Linked DNA regions of Homo sapiens: region 2 is linked to region 1. A link is a loop called in an ENCODE intact Hi-C map of the cell type or tissue named here. Cell type or tissue: OCI-LY7. All regions are shown on one strand. Links, peaks and the distances in the headings refer to the core of each region. The heading gives the core; the rest is flanking DNA. Region 1 has its middle 51 kb from the start of LINC02319. Region 2 has its middle 32 kb from the start of PTGDR.

What was found. Hi-C counts contacts between places; a loop is a spot of excess contacts. Peaks named below come from ENCODE experiments on the same cell type or tissue, not always from the same donor. Only the 100,000 strongest peaks of a DNase experiment are listed, where the experiment ranks them.
Region 2: a loop joins it to region 1, with 4 times the contacts of the local background. A loop is called at or near these places in 4 of 110 quality-filtered maps.

The regions. Positions count from the first base shown.
Region 1 is chr14:52,171,120-52,181,300 of GRCh38, forward strand. No RefSeq gene overlaps it. Among named protein-coding and RNA genes, the nearest start is that of LINC02319, 51 kb to the left of the region's middle. In OCI-LY7, for the core only: no CTCF peak of the experiment used is centred there; a DNase peak (open chromatin) is centred at 4,982; H3K4me3 peaks cover 2,012 bases; H3K27ac peaks cover 2,449 bases.
Region 2 is chr14:52,230,197-52,240,377 of GRCh38, forward strand. No RefSeq gene overlaps it. Among named protein-coding and RNA genes, the nearest start is that of PTGDR, 32 kb to the right of the region's middle. In OCI-LY7, for the core only: no CTCF peak of the experiment used is centred there; no DNase peak of the experiment used is centred there.

The DNA of each region.
Region 1 (10,181 bases), core at 1,192-9,191:
CCACCTACTTGGGGACAGATCAAGAAGCTGTCACAGATGGCAGAAGAAAACCTGAGGAAAGCGGGACAACCAGTCACAATGAGTAATTTAATGGTAGCTATGATACTGGTGATCACCATTGCTATGAGTATTCCTTCAACAAGGACTGACACAGAGAACAATCATACTTATTGGGCACATTTGTCAATCTTGGCTGGCAATAATGCCTGGATGTAATCACTCTATGACACAGTTACACATGCTTTCTGATATCAGCATTTATCATAATGAATCTGCTCCTACAATTAAGGCAAACTGCCCTCAAAAACCTATTTGTAAACAGGATTGGACCTGGCCAGAAAAAATGAATGTACTTGTTAAGGAAGATTGCATTGCAGAACAGGCAGAGGTGCTGCGCAATGATTCCTATGGAATCATTATTGATTGGCCCCCTAAGGGGATGTTTAGCTTGAATTGCACCTCTCAGTCGGCATGCCACAGCCACACCGTGTTCAGCTGGTCTGAACAAAATGGTCAGATGGTAGAAATGGTAAGAAGTATGGCAAGAGTTCCTATTATCTGGAAACATGGCAGTACAGTGGCACCTCAACCTCAAATGATATGGCCAGTTGTAGGAGCTAAACATAAGGCTTTGTGGAAACTATTAATAGCTCTTAACAAGATCAAAATTTGGGAAAGAATAAAAAAGCATCTATAAGGACACTCTACAAACTTGTCTTTGGATATTGCAAAATTAAAAGAACAAATATTTAAAGCATCTCAGGCACACCTGACCTTAATGTCAGGAACTGGAGTGCTTGAAGGAGCTGCAGACAGATTAGCAGCTAGTAACCCATTGAAATGGATAAAAACACTGGGAAGCTCTGTGATTTCAATGATGATTGTGCTTTTAATCTGTGTTGTTTGTCTTTGTATAGTCTGCAGATGCAGATCCACACTCCTGTGACAAAGCTGCCTTTGTTTCACTTTGCAAAACAAAGAAGGGGGACATGCTGGGAGCAGGACCCCAAAACTGGAAACAAGCAAAATCTCTGCAGCACTGTGACAGGTTCATGGTGTCCATGACAACCACATTGAAGGTTGTGGGTTTATCGGAATTAAGACAAGGAACACCTGGCCCACCCAGGCCAGAAAACCACTTAAAGGTGTTCTTAAACCACAAACAATAGCATGAGCAATCTGTGCCTTAAGGACATGTTCCTGCTGCAGATAAATAGCCACACCCATCCCTTTATTTCCCATAAGGAATACTTTCAGTTAGTCTATAATCTATGGAAACAATGTTTATCACTGGCTTGCTGTCAATAAATATGTGGGTAAATCTCTGTTCAAGGCTCTCAGCTCTGAAGGCTGTGAGGCCCCTGATTTCCCACTCCACACACAATATTTCTGTGTGTGTGTCTTTAGCTTCTCTAGTGCCACTGGGTTAGGGTCTCCATGACTGAGCTGGTCTCAGCAAAATGGAGAAATGTTTCTACTAATTAACAATTTTTCTAGTAATAAAACTTCAAATAGCAAAACTTCCAAATCTCCTTAATTAAAACACTTTATAATTTTGAGTCTCTTATAGAGGCCAAAAATTTAAATGGAAACTTGTCAAAATAATTGCCATGTACTGCCAACTATTTGCAATAATCAAACAGAAAACATTTTTTGGCAATTTGCTGAAGCTATGAATTCTAGGTACAAAAGTTCCTCACAGAAAAACTAGGCATATCAGTTGGTGAATTTTGGTCCTACTAGGCTGGCAATGTTACACAGAAAAGCAGTATTAAGACTTGTTTTTGTTCAAACAGCTTCTTTAACATTGCACAGCTTTCATTCCATCTTAAATCAACAAGTTGAATGAGTAGACAAGGCAGTTCCAAATCCCTTGTATTCAGGTAGATTGAGATGAAGATTAAGGCAAGGGGCCCACTCTCTCACTGTCTACTTCTAATACTTCTGTTACCTTACTCTGTGCTATCATCACTGTCTGAACACACAACCAAGCCTATGGCCAACACATCAGATGCTTGTGGCTCCCAAATAATCAATAGCCTCCATCATGGCTGTCATATTGTCATTGACAATTGCCTAACACTTTTCTTCACTGACTTTCCATTATGTAAATATCTCCTCAGTTAGGTTTAATGTGATTTTAACTGTGTGAGACCCAGAAGGCTCTTGGCAGCCAAGTGAAATAGAAGCAGAGGTCAACAATAATCAACATTAATTCACCAAGTGGTCACACATGACATGTCCAAATGTCAAATACAAAATACAGAATTAGGACATTGTAAACAACATGGAGAAGATTATAATTCAGGAAGTTTTTTTTCTGTCAATCTAGCAGATCAAAAATCCAACAGTTGTTTGCAGAAAAAGCAGCTTGTATCCTGGAGTATGCTATAGAGTATACCAAACTGATGTGCCTTGAGAGGCCAAGTATCTTTTATATGTGACCTGTTGTAAAGCTCCATCTATCCTTCTATTCCAGGATAGATGCTGGAATTAGAGTGCATACAATAAAAATTGAGATACAAATGGAAATTTAAAGAGAAATTTTCTAACTTTCAAAGCCAATTGCATCTATCCATTGCCACATTTCTAGATCAGGATATAAGTACAAAACTTTTGATAAAGTTTTGATAAACCATCCAATGCCTATCTGCCCACCTATCCCCCAAAAAAAGAAAAAGAAAGAAGGGCAGTGATATTAAGTCTCTTTCTAAATATATTTAAGCCTCGTTTAAAGGAAGTGGTTTGCCTCAATGAAATTGCATTATCACCATCATTTAAGTTTTAATTGCAGAAACCAAAGATGAGTTAACTCTCTGCTTTAGGCAGTTACTATTAGAGAGGGAAAAAGACTTGGTAACTTAGTGTTAACATTACAATCAGTAATTATCCCACACTGGCAGAGCTAGCCAAAATGCTTCTACTACTACTACTACTACTACTACTACTACTACTACTACTACTAAAATCTTCCACTTGGCCAGGCACGGTGGCTCACACCTGTAATCCCAGCACTTTGGGAGGCCAAGGTGGGTGGATCATGAGGTCAGGAGATCAAGACCACCCTGGCTAACATGGTGTAACCCCGTCTCTATTAAAAATACAAAAAATTAGCCAGGTGTGGTGGCGGGTGCCTGTAGTCCCAGCTACTGGAGAGGCTGAGGCAGGAGAATGGTGTGAACCCAGGAGGCGGAGCTTGCAGTGAGCCGAGATCACACCACTGCCCTCCAGCCAGGGTGACAGAGTGAGACTCTGTCTCTACAACAACAAAAAAAAATCTTCCACTCTACTCACCTCAGTTAAAACCAGCAATGCCTTTAGTATTGCCAATGTGCAATATAGTGACCCTTGGAGCATTCCACAGCTGACAGTGCTGAGAAAATTGGGTTTCTGCTCAACAATGTCAAATTTCAAATATTTGACTACTAAAATTTTTCATAATAAAATTGAAAATTGAAATATTAACTGAAACTTTACACTTATTCTCATATCTCAGAAATTTAATCAAATGATGGTGCTATTTGGTGTTAGCCTTGGTTTTGGACAAACATTGATTTTAACATTCACCCATTTAGCATTTGGCCAAAACATGTATGTGCTGCATCTCCATTTTCCTTCTGTCTTCATGGACTTTAATTTCTCAATTCCTTTACTGTTCTTTTAGTGAGATTTTTGTTTGTTTGTTTTTGAGATGGAGTCTTGCTCTGTCACCCAGGCTGGAGTGCGGTGGCATGATCTCAGCTCACTGCAACCTCTGCCTCCTGGGTTTAAGCTATTCTCCTGCCTCAGCCTCCTGAGTAGCTGGGACTACGGGTGTGCACCACTATGTGTGGCTAATTTTTGTATTTTTAGTAGAGACGGGGTTACACCATGTTGGCCAGGCTGGTCTTGAACTCCTGACCTCACGTGATCCGCCCACCTTAGAGTCCCAAAGTGCTGAGATTACAGGTATGAGCAACCATGCCCAGACTTTTTAGTGAGATTTCATAAGGGAGCAAAAGTAAATACACATGATTAATTAGTATATACTATGTTTTTAAACCTTGTTGGTTTCCTTAAGAATATGATTGTCTTAGTCAGTTTGGCTTCCTATAACAAATGTACCATAGACTGAGTGGCTTAAACCATAAACATTCATTTCTCACAGTTCTGGAGGCTTGGAAGTTCAAGCTCAAGGTACTGGCAGATGTGGTGTCTGGAGAGAGCCTGCTTCCTGATTTGCAGAAGGTCATCTTCTGGTTGTATCCTCACATGGCAGAGAAAAACAAGCTCTTCTGTCTCATCTTCTAGGGGCACAAGTCCTATTCACGAGGGCTCCATCCTTACGACCTAATTACCTCCCAGAGGTAATTACCTATGACCTAGTTACCTCTTACTACCATCACATTGAGGATTTCAATATATGAATTTGGGGGAACACAAACATTCAGTCAACAACAATAATCATCATAATAGTTGACACATACACAGTGCCTCTTATGTTCCAGAAACTCTTTTGCATGCTTTACCTATAATAACTCTTCTAACACCTCAAGTGAGGAACTTGCCCACCTTAGCTCAGCTAGTAAGTAGAGCCAGGACTCAAACAAAGCATTTTGGCTCTGGAGTCTATACTTTTAATCATTAGACTACTGCTTCCTGAACAGCTTAATTTGTCATTAAATAATTTTCTACAATACTATTTTAGGTACTCTTTAGCATTCTATTACATGGATAAATAACTTATATTAAAAATCTCTCGTAATTGAACATCTAGGTCATTTCTATTTTTCCTCTATTAAGCAATGTTGACCTGAATGAAATTATAGCCTGTCTTTGTGCCACCTGATGATTTTCTTGCATTAAGGATGTGTATTTTAACCACAGCCACTTAGAAGTGTTATAAAATGTAGTACAACCCACCCCGCTGCCTTCAGAACAGGACGCAAACAAGGCTGTAGCTCTGTCTTGCTTGGACAATTCTCTACTGGCACCTACCAAGCTGCGAAGCTTCCTTCCTGTCTTGAGGTTTCACAGCCAGTTGCTTTAAATTCCCCCCAGTGTTCCTTGCCTTGCAGTGCTCACTACTAAGCAACAAACACATACACACAGAGACCACTTGTCTTAGTTCCACAAACTTCTCATATAGCAACGAGAGATGCTGGAGGTAATAAACTAGGTAACTTACAGGTTCAAAGCCTCACATTACTAACTGATGCTGGCTTCAAGCATTCTCGCCTTTCCTGAGCACTTCCTTATTCATCTCTTTCAGATGCTTTTCCATTTCCTGTGCTTTAACTGACACTCTTTTCTATTAGGTTAAACCACAGGAAACTGCTGATACTCAGCCACTTTTAACCTACAAAAATTAAAATTACACCTGGTTCAACCTAACGAGGTTGAGATGTTTATTTACCCATTGGGGAACATGGTAACAGTTTGTGATACTGTAAAGCTGTTCAAAACCTGTGAAAACCCTTCCTATCCTTGAGGAATTATTTTAAATCTTCATCTCTATGGAGTAAATGCCAGAAACTCACCTTCCCAGGCTGCTCCAATCAGATACAAGATTTTCTACTCAGAAAAGAATGACAGGAAGAGCTATTCTGCCATTGAGGAGAGACAGGAATAGGGGTGGGAACTGGGCATGGGAGGGTTCTTGACCTGGGTGGTGGTTATATGGAAGCGTGGTCTGTGATAATTCTTTTCTATTCTGTGTTATTCTGGAACTTTAAAAAAGTTTTGGAAACTCAGTTGTGGCAAGGGTAGGGGTGAGACATTGAGCTACCAGTCTTGGTGGTGTCCGGATTCCTGTGTCAGCAGTGTGAGCTGCAGGATCTGTATCCAATGCTGCCCTCTGGCCTCCATGGAGCAGTCCTGTAGGCAATTTTGGCATAGTTCTTGGTGTACAGTCTCCATCACTGTTTCTCTGGCTCTCCTGGAGTTTCTTTAAGATACCAAATATCCTTTAGTAAACATTCTTTCTGCTCTAATTAGCTATAGAAGGTTCTTATTTTGTTGTTGTTGTTTTGTTTTGTTTTAAGAAATAGGATCTCACTGTGTCACTCAGGCTGGAGAGCAGAGGTGCAATCAGAGCTCACTATAGCCTTGAACTCCTGGGCTCAAGTGATTCTCCCACTTCAGCCTCCTAAAGTGCTGGGATTACAGGCATGAGCCACTGCACCCTGCCGGGTTCTTGTTCATGACTAGCATCTAAGAGCCCTAGCTGATAAAAGGGAATTCAGGTTCTGTTCAGGCTAGACCTTCACCTGACACTGAAAATGCTGTCCTCAAGGCCACCTGAATGCTGGCTCTGTGGAGTACTCTATGGTACTCCAGACTCTAGTGCTCCCTCTGTTCTACAATCAGAGCATGCAGGGCTGAAAGTATATACAGCATGCCCTGCTGCTTTCAGCTGACTATTATTAGCTTCTCTAAAAGTCAATTTTTTACATTAATCTCCACTACTTTCTCCTCTATAAACCCCTGTTCCCCAAGAAATACAAGCACACACACACAACCACCAGCAGCAGCAGCAGCAGCACCCCCATCACCACCACCACAACCTGGAATACCCAGGACTATGAAAAAGTCATGACACACCACGTCTCACTAGAATGTAATCTTCATGGGCAGACTTGTCTATTTTGTTCAGTTCTCTATCACAGCATGTAGAATGGTGCCAGGCAGATATTAGGTACCCAGTAAATATCTGTTAAATGAATGAATATCTTGCCCTAAAATACATCTATCCATTTGTTTATCAAACGAAGAACAAATGCTTATGGAGACATGGGCTCAGGCACTGGTGTGTGTATTAGGAAAGTCATGGCTCTGCCCATGAGCAGTTCGAAATGAGTTAACGTTACTAATGACCCCCACAATATATGTTTTGTCACTTCTGTGAGCCCAATTGGAGCTTCTTTTTAGTGAAGCTCTGGGGCAGTACAGGTAGGAGGTCTTCATAACCAAGAGGCAATGCCTTCCGGCTCTTCATCTCAGTTTTAGGCCAAAGAGAAGGGAGCCAGTGACAACATGAACTGGTAAATGAGATATCCAGGTATGTGCCCACCACTTTTGTCCAGGCTAATTCCCTGGCTAGATGGCTGGGAACCAACTTCAACCATGAATAAGGCAATATCAGGTGGCTAGACAGCAATCAGGTCCTCTCACTCCCCAGTGGCTCTTCTTCAGGCTTAGAATTAATCCCCAACTCCTCACCCTTTTACTAGCATAGCTATGAAGTTCCTAAACATGTTTAACAAAAAAATTTATAGATTAGAAAGACCAGAGAGAACTTGGCTCAAGATATTTTTCTGCATATAGTCAGAATATAAAAGCTCTGGGTGTATTCCTATTTGATTTTTAAAAAGATCAGCTTAATCAAACTGACAGTAGCTGAGAGAGAGAAAAAAAAGAGTATGAGATACTTAATAATGTGAGATATATTTAATAACTATCTGGCAGAAAAGTAAGTCTTATCAGGAAGCTTTATTTTATTTTATTTTTTTCGAGACAGGTCCTCACTCTGTTGCCCAGACCAGAGTGGAGAGACACGATTATGGCATACCACAGCCTCGATCTCCTGGGCTCAAGTGATCCTTCTACTCTAGCACCTCATGCAGCTGAGACCACAGGGATGCGCCACCATGCTGGGCTAATTTTTTAGCTTTTTTGTTGAGACAGGATTTCACTATATTGCCCAGGCTGGTTTTGAACTCCTGGGCTCAAGCAATCCTCCCACCCTGGCCTCCCAAAGTGCTGGGATTACAGGCATGAGCCACCACACCTGGCCATCAGGAAAATTTTAAGACACCATCTGGAGCATGTGATCTGTTTTCAGTCTTCCAGAGGTGTATTTACTGTGACCCTAATGAAACTAAAGCCTTAGAGCCCCTTATTTACACAAGCACCTTTCAAATCTCTGTACCTAATTTTATATTTTTTAAATATGTTTTCTCAATGAAGGACACAAAGTTATTTAAGCGTTAGGCCCTACAAAATCAGGTCTGAATGTGCATGCTCCATATGGAAAGAAGGACTAAAAATTAAATAGCCTTGACATAAATATTGGCCCTGACAAGGAACTATGTCCCTACATCACAAATCTGCTTAGCTTTCTTCGCTCACGTTTGGGGTTAGATTGGATTGGTAGTGCATTGGTCTATTCTCACACTGCTAATAAAGACATATCCGAGACTGTGTAATTTGTAAAGGTAAGAGATTTAATGGACTCACAGTTCTGTGGCAAGCCAGGTCTCATTAATGCAAGCCACCGTAACAACTGTTTCAGTACTGACTGAGTTGTTAAGTTAAATATTAAAAGCTAAAAGAGCCAGTGTCCTTATACAAAGGCTAGAATGTAACAAAAAGCCCACCAAGAGTTTTGCCTAGGCCTTTCCTCTGCCTTAAAGCATGATAAGATAACAAAGGAATTCTTAACAGGACCTGTTTAGGATTAAACAAGTTTTATTGGGGGTCTGAAGACACTTCCCAGGCCTCTGCAAACAAGTTTATTGCGGGTCTGAAGGAACTCCCCAAACCTCCATGATTTAGCAGGAGACAAGATAAGGGTAATCACCCCAGCACCTGGACCCATTTAGATTAAGTAAATTTACTGAGGCTCCAGAGGAAAGTCTTCGGGACTCAGATCTTAGTTATAGATTAAAAGAAGTTAATCACTATGTCTTCAGATGAATGCACACTTACATGTAGACATAAAGCTTAGAAGGTATATAATCTCTGGAAAACTAATTTTGAGTTGGTCTGGTGATATTTTCTGGGCCTTCTCCCTGTAACCTGTTACAGAAATAAAAACTCTGCCCTTTCCCCTTTCATCAGCATCTCATTATTGGGCCATGAGAATAAGCAGCCTGACCCTCAGTTTGGTCCGGGAACAGTTCCACATGGCTGGGGAGGCCCCACAATCATGCTGGAAGGTGAATGATATGGTTTTGCTGTGTATCCACCCAAATCTCAACTTGAATTGTATCTCCAAGAATTCCCACGTGTTGTGGGAGGGACCCGGAGCAGGTAATTGAATCATGGGGGCCAGCCTTTCCTGTGTCATTCTCATGATAGTGAATAAGTCTCACGAGATCTGATGGGTTTATTAGGGGTTTCTACTTCTACTTCTTCCTCATTTTATCTTGCTGCTGCCATGTAAGAAGTGTCTTTCATCTCCCGCCATGATTCTGAGGCCTTCCCAGCCATGTGGAACTGTAAGTCCAATTAAACCTCTTTTTCTTCCCTGTCTCAGATATGTCTTTATCAGCAGCATGAAAACAGACTACTATAGTGAATGAAGAGCAAAATTATGTCTTACATGGCAGCAGGCAAGTGGGTATGTGCAGGAGAACTCCCCTTTATAAAATCATCAAATCTCATGAGATGCATTCACTATCATGAGAACAGCATAGAAAAAGCCCACCCCCAGATTCAATTACCTCCCACCAGGTCCCTCCTATGACATATGGGGATTATTACAATTCAAGGTGAGATTGGGGTGGGGACACAGAGCTAAACCATATTAATCTGCCCCTGGCCCCTCCAAATCTCATGTCCTCACATTTCAAAACCAGTCATGCCTTCCCAACAGTCCCCCAAAGTCTTAACTCATTTCAGCATTAACTCAAAAGTCCATAGTCCAAAGTCTCATCTGAGACAAGACAAGTCCCTTCCACCTATGAGCCTCTAAAATCGAAAACATGTTAGTTACTTCCTAGATACAATGGAGTGGTACAAGCATTGGGTAAACACAGCCATTCCAAATGGGAGAAATTGGGCAAAATGAAGTGCCTTATGCAAGTCTGAAATCCAGCGGGGCACTCAAATTGTAAAGCTTCAAAATGATCTCTTTTGACTCCATGTCTCAAATCCAGGTCACGCTGATGCAAGAAGTGGGCTACCATGGCCTTGGGCAGCTCCACCTCTGTGGCTTTGCAGGGTACACCCCCCACTCCTGGCTGCTTTCCCATGTTAAGTGTCTGCAGCTCTTCCAGGTTCATGGTGCAAGTTATCAGTGGATCTACCATTCTGGGGTCTGAAGGATGGTGGCCCTCTTCTCACAGCTCCACTAGGCAGTGCCCCAGTGGGGACTCTGTGTGGGGGCTCCAACCCCACATTTCCCTTCTGCATTGCCCTAACAGAGGTTCTCCATGAGGGCTCTGCCCCCGCAGCAAACTTCTGCCTGGACATCCAGG
Region 2 (10,181 bases), core at 1,315-9,314, 59 kb after region 1:
AGGTTTGGATTATATCAAATAGGGCATTTTATGACTAAGTAAAAAATCTTTTCATTGTGCTATTTATAGTTACTATGGTTAAACTTCCTTTGCTGTACAGCACTTTACTTTTCTTGGAGTTAATTGCCTGTTTTTTTTCATTTTCTTTTTTTTTTATATGTACCCATTAATTCAATGATCATTAAACCCTTCAGCAGGACTCAACTGTGAATCCTTTCTTTGCCTCTTGAGACATTTTTCCCTGCAACTTTTGTCATCTTGCTCCTTTCAGGCATAGTTGCCCTAGAGGATTTCTGGGTGTTCTTCCTCCATCATTCTGGGAATTCCATTACTGTTTTCTTGTGCCAGATCACCTCTTTCTTGTATCCTATGCCTTCTTTTTGCTTTTCAACCCCTTGTGTTTTTGAGACACATCCTCTACTACCTTCTTGTAAAGGGTGCATGGCAGGTAAAGTCTTTGAAAAATTGGATGTCTAAGACATTTTATTCTGCACACCTTCTTGATCAATAGTTTGGGCAGTATTTCCCTGAATGCTGAAGTCATTTCTTCATTTGCACCTAATTTTCAGTGTTGAAGTCAAGAAGTCAAAATCTGATACAATAAAGTTAACCCTTATAATTAGCGATCTAAAATTTCATAATGATGTGCTCTGGTGTGGTCTTTTTTTAGCCGTGTTGCTGAGTACTCAGTGGGCTCTTAAATTTGAAACCTTCTATCCTAAAGTTCTGCAGAATTGTCTTGTATTCTTTCCCTGACAGTTTTTTCCACTCCATTTTTTCTGTTCTCTATTACTTTTGTGCCTATTAGACTAATGTTAGGCCTGCTGGATTGATCTTTAATTTGTTCTTTTCTCTCCTATTGTCCATCAAGTCTTCTTGCTCCACTTCCCATTTAAAGTTGATGGTATCCTCTTTCTTGCTATTTCTGAACACCCCTCTTTATATAACATCTTGATTATTTTATTATAGATAGCATTGCTCTTCTAATCTAAAGTGTTCTTCTGTTGCATTGTCTCTGCTTTCTCTGGGAGGTTTCTTCTTGATTATTTTGTTCTCTATCTTAAATGTTGAAAGATTTTCTCAAATATCTGGATGTCCCATGGATGACCGGTTATATTTAAGAGTGAGGCATTGAAAAAAAGAGAGATTGGAATCTCTATATGCTTGGGCAGAGATTGTCTAAAGGAGAGGGGCTGCTTCCCTGGAGGGTGACATGGGGGAATGCTGCTTTTATTTCAGAGGATCAACATGTGTCAGTGTTTATAGGTCTTTTCTCTTGAACCTATGCAAGATGAGATTTTGTGTTGTATTTTAGACATGAATATTTTATAAACTCCATCTCATATTTCACCTATACAACTACAAGGAGGAAATATCTGGGAAATTTACATGGTAAACATTGAAAACTTTTTAACAAGTATGGTGATAATTAGTGGCTTAATTATAACAAAACAAGACAGAAAATTCAATTTCCCATGATGAATAAAGTTTATAACACAAGTGAACACACAGCTGTCTCTACCAAATAGAATTTTCTGCAGTATACAAAGTCTCAAGATTATAAATTACAATTGTTATATTTAGATGTTACTTGTCTGGAGATTCTCTGCCCTTAGTAAGCAAATATTTAAGAGTAAGTATAATTATATTTTCAAGGGTCAGAGCATGTGTAAACAGAAAGCCAAACTTACAGAGAACTTCACCCGTTTGGCTTAGAATTTTTAACCATTGTGTCCTTGATATAATAAAATGTAAGAATCCTTTAATTATTCATGTCTCATTAACACGAGGCATATAACTCATTCCTGATTCTAAAGTACTTGTTTCAACCAAGTTCTTATTTCTCTGTTGTTGTGTTTTTTTTTTTTTTTTTAGAGACGGAGTCTCTCTCTGTCACCCAGGCTGGAGTGCAGTGGCGCGATCTCAGCTCACTGCAACCTCCACCTCCCGGGTTCAAGCAATACTCCTGCCTCAGCCTCCCAAGTAGCTGGGACGACTGGCATACACCACTACGCCCGGCTAATTTTTTGTATTTTAGTAGAGATGGGGTTTTACCGTGTTTCCCAGGCTGGTCTTGAACTCCTGAGCTCAGGCAATCCGCCCGCCTAGGCCTCCCAAATTGCTGGGATTATAGGTGTGAGCCACTGCGCCCAGTCATCTATGTTTCTTTTTACATACATGTATGCCTTGTGATCTACTCATTTCCTTTCATTTTATTCTAGGCGAAATTATTTTCAAGTTAATATATTTTTACAGGCCAGTCATTTTCTCATGGCTGGTGGGATTATGGGAAAGTGGGGTCTCGAGGTGACAAATCTGGCAGCCAACTTTTTTTGTAGCCAAGAAGAGGAGACTAGGAAGGAATCTCGCAATTCAATATACAGTCTTTCACTTCATCCGCCTGATCTCATATGGTACCTCACTCCCACTTGCTTGTTTAATTTATTCAGTATCATTATAGTGGAGTTCTGGGAGACAGCAGATATAAATTTGTGTTCCATATAGTATGTTTAATTGGAAGTCTTGATAGATTTCTTTGGAAACAGCATCTTCACTAGATTATTTGTGGGAGTAAGAAAATGATTCTTGACCATTCCATTTTTTGGAGATATCTCAAAAGTTCTATATATTGCTTCTGTTTACTTTTCATTGACAATAATTTATTCAAATGGCTAGATATAGCTGTGAAGGAGGCTGAGAAATGCCAGTCCGGTCTCAATTACACCATCTGTTGATTGGTAAATTAAACAAGATAAGGCCTGTAAAGTACTGAGAATATAACTATATAAGTAGATGTTAGGTAAATTGTAGTCATCATCTATACTTTTGTGCTTGATAATCAGCTGGATTTTTTTTTTAAGATGAAGTCTTCCTCTGTCACCCAGGCTGGAATGCAGTGGCATGATCTTGGCTCACTGCAACCTGCATGTCCTGGGTTCAAGCAATTCTCCTGCCTCAGCCTCCTGAGCAGCTGAGATTACAGGTACCACCACGCCTGGCTAATTTTTGTATTTTGAATAGAGAGGGGTTTTCACCATGTTGGCGAGGCTGGTCTCAATCTCAAGTGATCTGCCTGCCTCGATAATCAGCTAGAATTTTATTTTAGCAGATTAAAGGCCATGATTAGTAATAGTGTCACTAAAGTCCCACCTGGAGACAAACTAGTTTGATAAAACAAGTTCTATATATGCTGATCCTCTCTGGGAAGATTAATAATTTCACCCAATACTGAAAAAGTCAACCTGTAAGGAAGGTCTGGGAAAACTTCATTCTATTCCAATTGGGACCCATGCTATAAATTACTAATAGAAATTTTGCTTAATATGAATGTAAAGAAGGGCATTTTCCATAACGTTGAAGCAAAGCATCTCCCTCTAATTCTGATCCTTAGACAGACCAGGGTCAGCACCTGTTTACACCCTTTAACCAAACTCTCCCTAGACTAAGACAGAATGAGAGGGCTCTGAACTCTGTAAAACACTGTGTTAGTGATGATTTAATGCTCTTCTACAAATGCCTTTTGAGAAAGGTTCTCTCAATATTTTATACCAACAGACTTTGACAGACTGAAATCAATCCTGTTTGTCCTTCCTTAGGCAAACATGGGCCTTGTCTTTGTAATTCCAGGGTGGATAAAAACTATTAAGGAGAAACTATCATTCCATCATAAAACTTGGCAAGTATGCCTGTAAAACAGCACCCAGAGGACATACTGCTCCATGCCATGCACAGAAGCCTAACTGGGTTCTCGTTTTGCAGAGCAGCAAAGAACACTTGGTTATTGCCTCATGAGCAGTGACCAAGAAAAGGCATATCAGCACATTTTAGAGCACTACATCTGTCAGTCATGCCAAAATACTAGGTAGCTCCCGTGGCTGTCTGTCTGGTGCCTAGAATACAGCCTGGCTCAGGACTGCACATAATATTTTTTGAGTAATTATTTTAAGCTTAGAGAAACCAGGGTGCTATACCTCAGCGGTCACCCAGAAAAGGTGAAGTCTAAGACCACAAGTCTTATTTTAAGGCAAATAGAATTTTACTTTACTATTTCAAACTACTTTATTTAAAAATTAGTTTACACTGTCCTATCTCCTAAACAGAAAGACTTTTATTTAACTTTATTCATCTATTTTACATGTTTTCATTTTCTGCAAATTAATTTTGTACAGCCACTGGAAACATGAACATTGTAGTTCATTTGTTGGTCATTTGCCTTACAAAACATAACAAACTCTTTTGACTTAATTTTTCTATTGAATTGGCCTGTTTGAGGTACCGAACAGAACGGAAATTCAATCCACACTGTATTTGGTATTTTAAATCCAAAGCATTTAAAAACCTCCCATATCCTAGGAAAAGTGTGGACCAAACAGAAAAGCTCTAGAAAGACAGCCATTTAGCCAAGGCCAGAGAAGAGAGTCCTTTTCCACCCCTCTCTGAGAGTGAAGGTCACAAAGGGACTGAGCAAGATGATGTTTCCGTCCTTGTAAGGCTGTTTTGACAATAGGACTTCATTGCATTTCAAGGGTCAGTTTCACAATATATAGGTATATTGTCCTGCTTAGTCGGGGCCCACTTTTGCAAGAAAAAATACCCTGACACAGTGGCAGGAATCACCACTTGTCTGCCTGAGTTCCTGTTTCTCCTCCAGGATTCCTGAACAGGTGCAGAGGTACAGTCAAGGCAGGGAGCGAGGAGCTGACCTATTGCCACATACAAGTCTGGGATGTGATGTTTTACTGACATCAACAGTGCTTACACAAACCCCATGGCTTTGCTGGTTGTGTTCTCATAACCAAGCCCAGCATTTGTAGTGTTAACTCTGCAGCAGGATGTGAAAAACTTAACCCTTCTCCCTTTGCTATGTTTTGCTTAACCCTCGTGTGGATTTAAATATTTTTCTCAGTCCTCAGGAAACTTAATTCTCTCAGGCTTTTAGGGATGGTGAAGCATTTATGTGCTAAAAACTGGGACTCCTTTGGAGCCATCTTTTCTGAGGGGATGGTTGCATATGTGTTCCATTTGCTTGCCTTTACACCCCTACCCCCTTGCAGTTAGGCATGGTCAAGTGACTTGCTTTGGCTGATGAAATGTGAGCAGAATTGATGTGTCACTTCTGGAAGGAAGCATGTAATTGCAGGTACTCAAACTCCAGCCTGCTCTTCCCTTTCTTGGTCATTGGGACGGCATGTACTGAGAAAAGTCTCCCCCAGTCTGTGATCCTAAGTCCCTGTGATGAGCAGAGCCCCTCCTGCCAATCCATGTTAGACATGGAATGAGCAGGACATAAACCTTTGTTACTTTAAATCGCTGACATTAAAAAAAAAAAAAAACCTCTATGATAACCTAATTCATTCTAATAGAGGGCTATTAAGGGTACATTAAGGGCTACTGTGTACTTGGAGGAGGAAGTGGAATGAAGGTTTTTGTGCATGAGGGAGTAAAGAGAGAAGTGGTGGCCCCAAGGGAGAGGCTGGGGAGCACATTCGAGAGTGGGTCCAAGGGTCCTGGAATGGGCAGCTGGGCTCTGTCTCTGCAAGTGACTGCAGGTGACTTCCTCTGTCCCTGCAGGTGACTCTCTTTGGCAGTCAGTGGCTAGAGAATGCTGAGTCAAAAAGCAGGATGCTTGCAAGGGAATTATTCATGTGCCGAAGAACTCAGTAGAACCACAGAACTGACCTAGTCCAAGAAGCCTGTGCCAAAGAAGGTTCCAGGTTCAGGGGAATGCTCACTGCTAACAATTCCAGGTGCTGGACACATTCACAGGAAGATGGATTCATGGTCTGCATTAATCTGGGTCTCTAAGAAGCAGATGCTATAAGGAGATTAAGATAAGCAAGAGATTTGTTAGCACAACACCAATGAGAAAAAATGGGGAGGGAGCCGGAGCCTAAGGAGGTGGGAAGAACAATCAGGCCACAGTGAGTCCTGAGGTCTCTGAAGGAGATGGGGAAGGAAGGGAGGGAGGGAGGCCTTCGACTGTTGTGCAGCTCTAGGAAAATTTCAGCATGACTGATGAGTCTTCGAGCCAAAAATCACTCTTTAGCGGAATCCTATGTTTCTCATGTCTTAGTATCCTTGCCACAGTTACGACTGGCTGGACTAAGGCCCTAGAAAGCATGGGCTGGGCTTAATGCTGTGAGGAATTTCAGACGGCAGCACTGAGACCCTCAGTTAACAATGCTCCCGTGGTAGAAGATCTGAGAGGAGAATTTCCAAAGAAACCACACAGTTGCCACACCATCCTTTATACCACTTACAAAAGTCTAATAGGAAGAAGATTGATTATTACCCATAACATGCAGAACATTATCTTGGTGCTAATAATCCTATCATATATTTGTTTCAAGGTTTACAGCTTATCCTGGGCTTTCACATATCTCTTCTCATTTGAAATGGTCAGGGTGGCATTCCCTCCATTATAACGGTGGGAATCCTGAAGCTCCCTAGGGCATCTGACCATGCAGAGGGGAGTAGAACCAAGCACTTGGCTCTTTCACCCTTGTCCAGGGCTCAGTCCACTGTATAATAGAAACACCTGCTGACAGCCAGTGCTCCCAACATGTTGGTCATGTCTTTAAATGAAAATTAATCTTGGCCAGGCACACTGCCTCACGTATGTAATCCCAGCACTTTAGAAGGCCGAGGCGGGTGGATCACCTGAGGTCAGGAGTTTGAGAGCAGCCTGGCCAACATGGTGAAACCCGGTCTCTACTAAATATACAAAAATTAGCCGGGCGTGGGCACACACCTGTAATCCCAGCTACTTGGGAGGCTGAGGCAGGAGAATCACTTGAACCCACGAGGCAGAGGTTGCAGTGAGCTGAGCTTGCGCCATTGCACTCCAGCCTGGGCAACAAGAGTGAAACTCCATATCAAAAAAAAAAGAAAAAGAAAATTAGTGTCAGGCTACTTGCTTAATAGACTGCTCCAGAAAGAAAATACACTTCAAGAAGCCTCCTCCTTTGTTTGTTCTGTCAGTAGAGGTAGCATTTATAGGATGAGAACAAATCAAACATAAAACCAAGGGGTTAATTTGATAAGGTGAGTCTGCCCTGCTTGCTTTTGGTTAATTGCTTTTTAGGATTTTTTTCCCCCTTTTCCATGAAGCTGAAGGCCACAGTAGCTGAAGGCCTCACTGCTAAATGCCAAAACTTTTTTTTTTTTTAACTCTGTCACCAGGGCTGGAGTGCAATGATGATCATAGCTTGATCCCACGAAATCCTGGACTCAAGCAATCCTCCCACCTCAGCCTCCTGACTAGCTGGGACCACAGGTGCACACCATCATGCCCAGCTAATTTTCAAAAATTATTTTTTGTAGAGATGAGGTCCCACTATGTTGCCCAGGCTGGTCTCAAGCGATCCTCCCACCATGGCCTCCCAAAAGGCTGGGATTGCAGGTACGAGCCACCATGCCCAGCCTGAACACTGAAACTTAACCTTCACTGGCTACTTTACAGATAACACATTTATAGGTCACCAAGCGACCTATAGTGGTCGCTTCAGTTGTTGTTCAGGAACCTGAGCCAGCTCCTGTCCAGTTTAAACCAGTAGAGACCACCGACCCTTCAACTGGGTATGCCCAAGAGGTGCCTCTGATGTCAGAGGTCCAAAAACTCCAACCTCAGATCATGCTACCACCACCATTGTCTGTACATGTGTCTTATGAAATGCCATAAACCCCAACCACACTTGTGCAGAACGAACCTGTTACTTCAGTTTTTCCTACTACCAATCACATTTCCCCAAGGCTTAGATCATCCCACTTCCCTAACCCATTAATATCCCTAAGCCTTATCTTTGGGGAGGTGAATTTGAGAGCTGTTCTCCTGCCTCCTTGCTTGGTGCCCTTGTGAACAAATCTTTTCTCTTTTGCAAAACCTGTGTCACAGAGATTGATTTACTGCATGCAGGCAGAATGGACCTGGACGGTCATAAGGTTTCCCATCTACCAGGAAACTCTTTATGAGAAGAGTGTCCATGGGCTAGAGTCTCTCATTGCCAGAGCAGCCCAGTGTGGCTGCAGGATGCGGGCGGAGAGGCTTCTGGGCTGAGATATCTTCCCTGTAAATGGAGAGAAGTTCGGGGTTAGAGATGCAGATTCTGCAGGAAACCCCTCCCAAAGCCATAATACCTTTCTCAGCCTTTCAATAGGCTTGTTTATGTGGGACTAGACCAGCAGATACTTTTATTTAACATTAATGGAGGTTTTCTTCTTTCCAAAAAGAAAGAACTAAAAACAGTGAAACAGGAATTACCCAGACCATGGGAAAAATCCAAATCATAGTTCCAGCCCATGAATTGGCACAGCTCAGGAGGGAAGACGAAGATACAGACTTGTGCAAAGTTTCAGTGTCAAAGAGACCAGGCAGCCCAATAAATGAGCCATGGCAAGTGAAATGAAAATAAATATGAACGCTTCAAGTATCAAGAAGAAAGGAATACAATATGTCAATTCAAGGATTGTTGATTATATGGAAGCCATCTGAAAGCATTGATATTTTCATTGGTTATCAGAAAAACACCCAAGAACAAAGACCTTTTAAATTATGAAATTATCTCCCAGAGGAATAAAATGTGAAACATTTCCATTCCCATAGCACACTTCATCCAACTTCCTTTTAGAGTAGGATGGAAACAAATTGCACTTTAGATCTATTCATGTTTGCTTCCAACGACAGGAAAATGTTCTGGATCCATTAAACAGCACTGAACCTGACATTTATTTTATGCTTAAGAATCACTTATTCAGGGGTAGGAAATTGCTTTCCTTTCTTAGTAGAAGCAATTGCCCTGGGTAGTCAGATTGGAAATAGCAGGGTATTGGGCTGGAAAAGGGTACCCAAGTTCTAGTATTGATGACCACAACTAGGTCAGGTTGGGCAGGTCATGCAACCACCCTATTTCCTTATTTATAAAATAAGAAAGATATTAATGGTTCAAAGTGTTTTTTGCTCCCCCAATTGGCCTGGGAGCTTTGAATGAATACAGGTGACTGGGACTTCCCCCAGAACTGCTGAATCAGAATCTCTGGGAATCTAGATTTTTTAAAGATCTCCCTGGTGAAATCACCAGGTAGTCATTCTGTAGACCAGTGTTTTAGGAGCAACTAGACAAGAAGTTCAATTCCACTCCCCCACCAACAGTTCTCAAATTCTGTGATGGGGAAGAAGTAGGAAGAAGAGGGTCAGGGAGAGGCCATTCTTCTCTGCATAGAGCACCTATGCACACCTATGTTAGAAGTGCAGGGTGCAAAGTGCTGGGATGCAGGCATGAGCTACTGCATCTTGGCCAAGTGCAGTAGCTCACACCTGTAACCCCAGCACTTTGGGAGGCCGAGGCAGGTGGATCACCTGAGGCCAGGAGTTAGAGACCAGCCTGGTCACCATGGTCTCTACTAAAAATACAAAAATTAGCTGGGCATGGTGGCACGCACCTGTAATCCCAGCTACTTGGGAGGTTGAGGCAGGAGAATCACTTGAACCTGGGAGGCAGAGGTTGCAATGAGCCAAGATCGCACCAAAGCACTCCAGCCTGGGCAACAGAGTGAGACACCGTCTCAAAAAAAAAAAAAAAAGAAGAAGAAGAAGAAAAGAAAAAGAAAAGAAATGCAGAATCTTGGAGCCTACTCCAGGAACCTACTGAATTAGAATCTGTATTTTAACAAGATCCCCATGTGGTTCACAAGCACTTTAAAGTTAGACAGTCCTACTCTATTCCACGTAATCAGGAGTGCGCCTATGTACTTGCATGCCAACCAGTCATTTTCCTACCCAATCTCTGTGGCTTGGCCAACCCAGGAACATACCACAAAGGAAACATTCCCAGGTTACCTGGGAATATCAGGTGATATCACTTACTGGCTGCCATTCTCCTGAAAGCATGAGAATTTGGGACATCACCAACTCACTATAAGTCTCTTATTAAACTTGGCTTAAGTTCCCATGAAGGCAAAAGAATGATGCCAAGTGAGAGAGCTAGGCTGTGTTTGTGGGTGTGTTGTATGTGTGTGTGTGATAGAGAGAGTGATTATTATTAATAACGTTTGTGTGTGTGTGTGTGTGAGAGAGAGAGAGAAAGAGAGAGAGAGAGATTATTATTAACCAGGTAAAAATTTTCCAGAGGAATTCCAGAGGTGAGGATGACAGTCTCAGGCAGAAGGAAATTTTAAATTGTGTT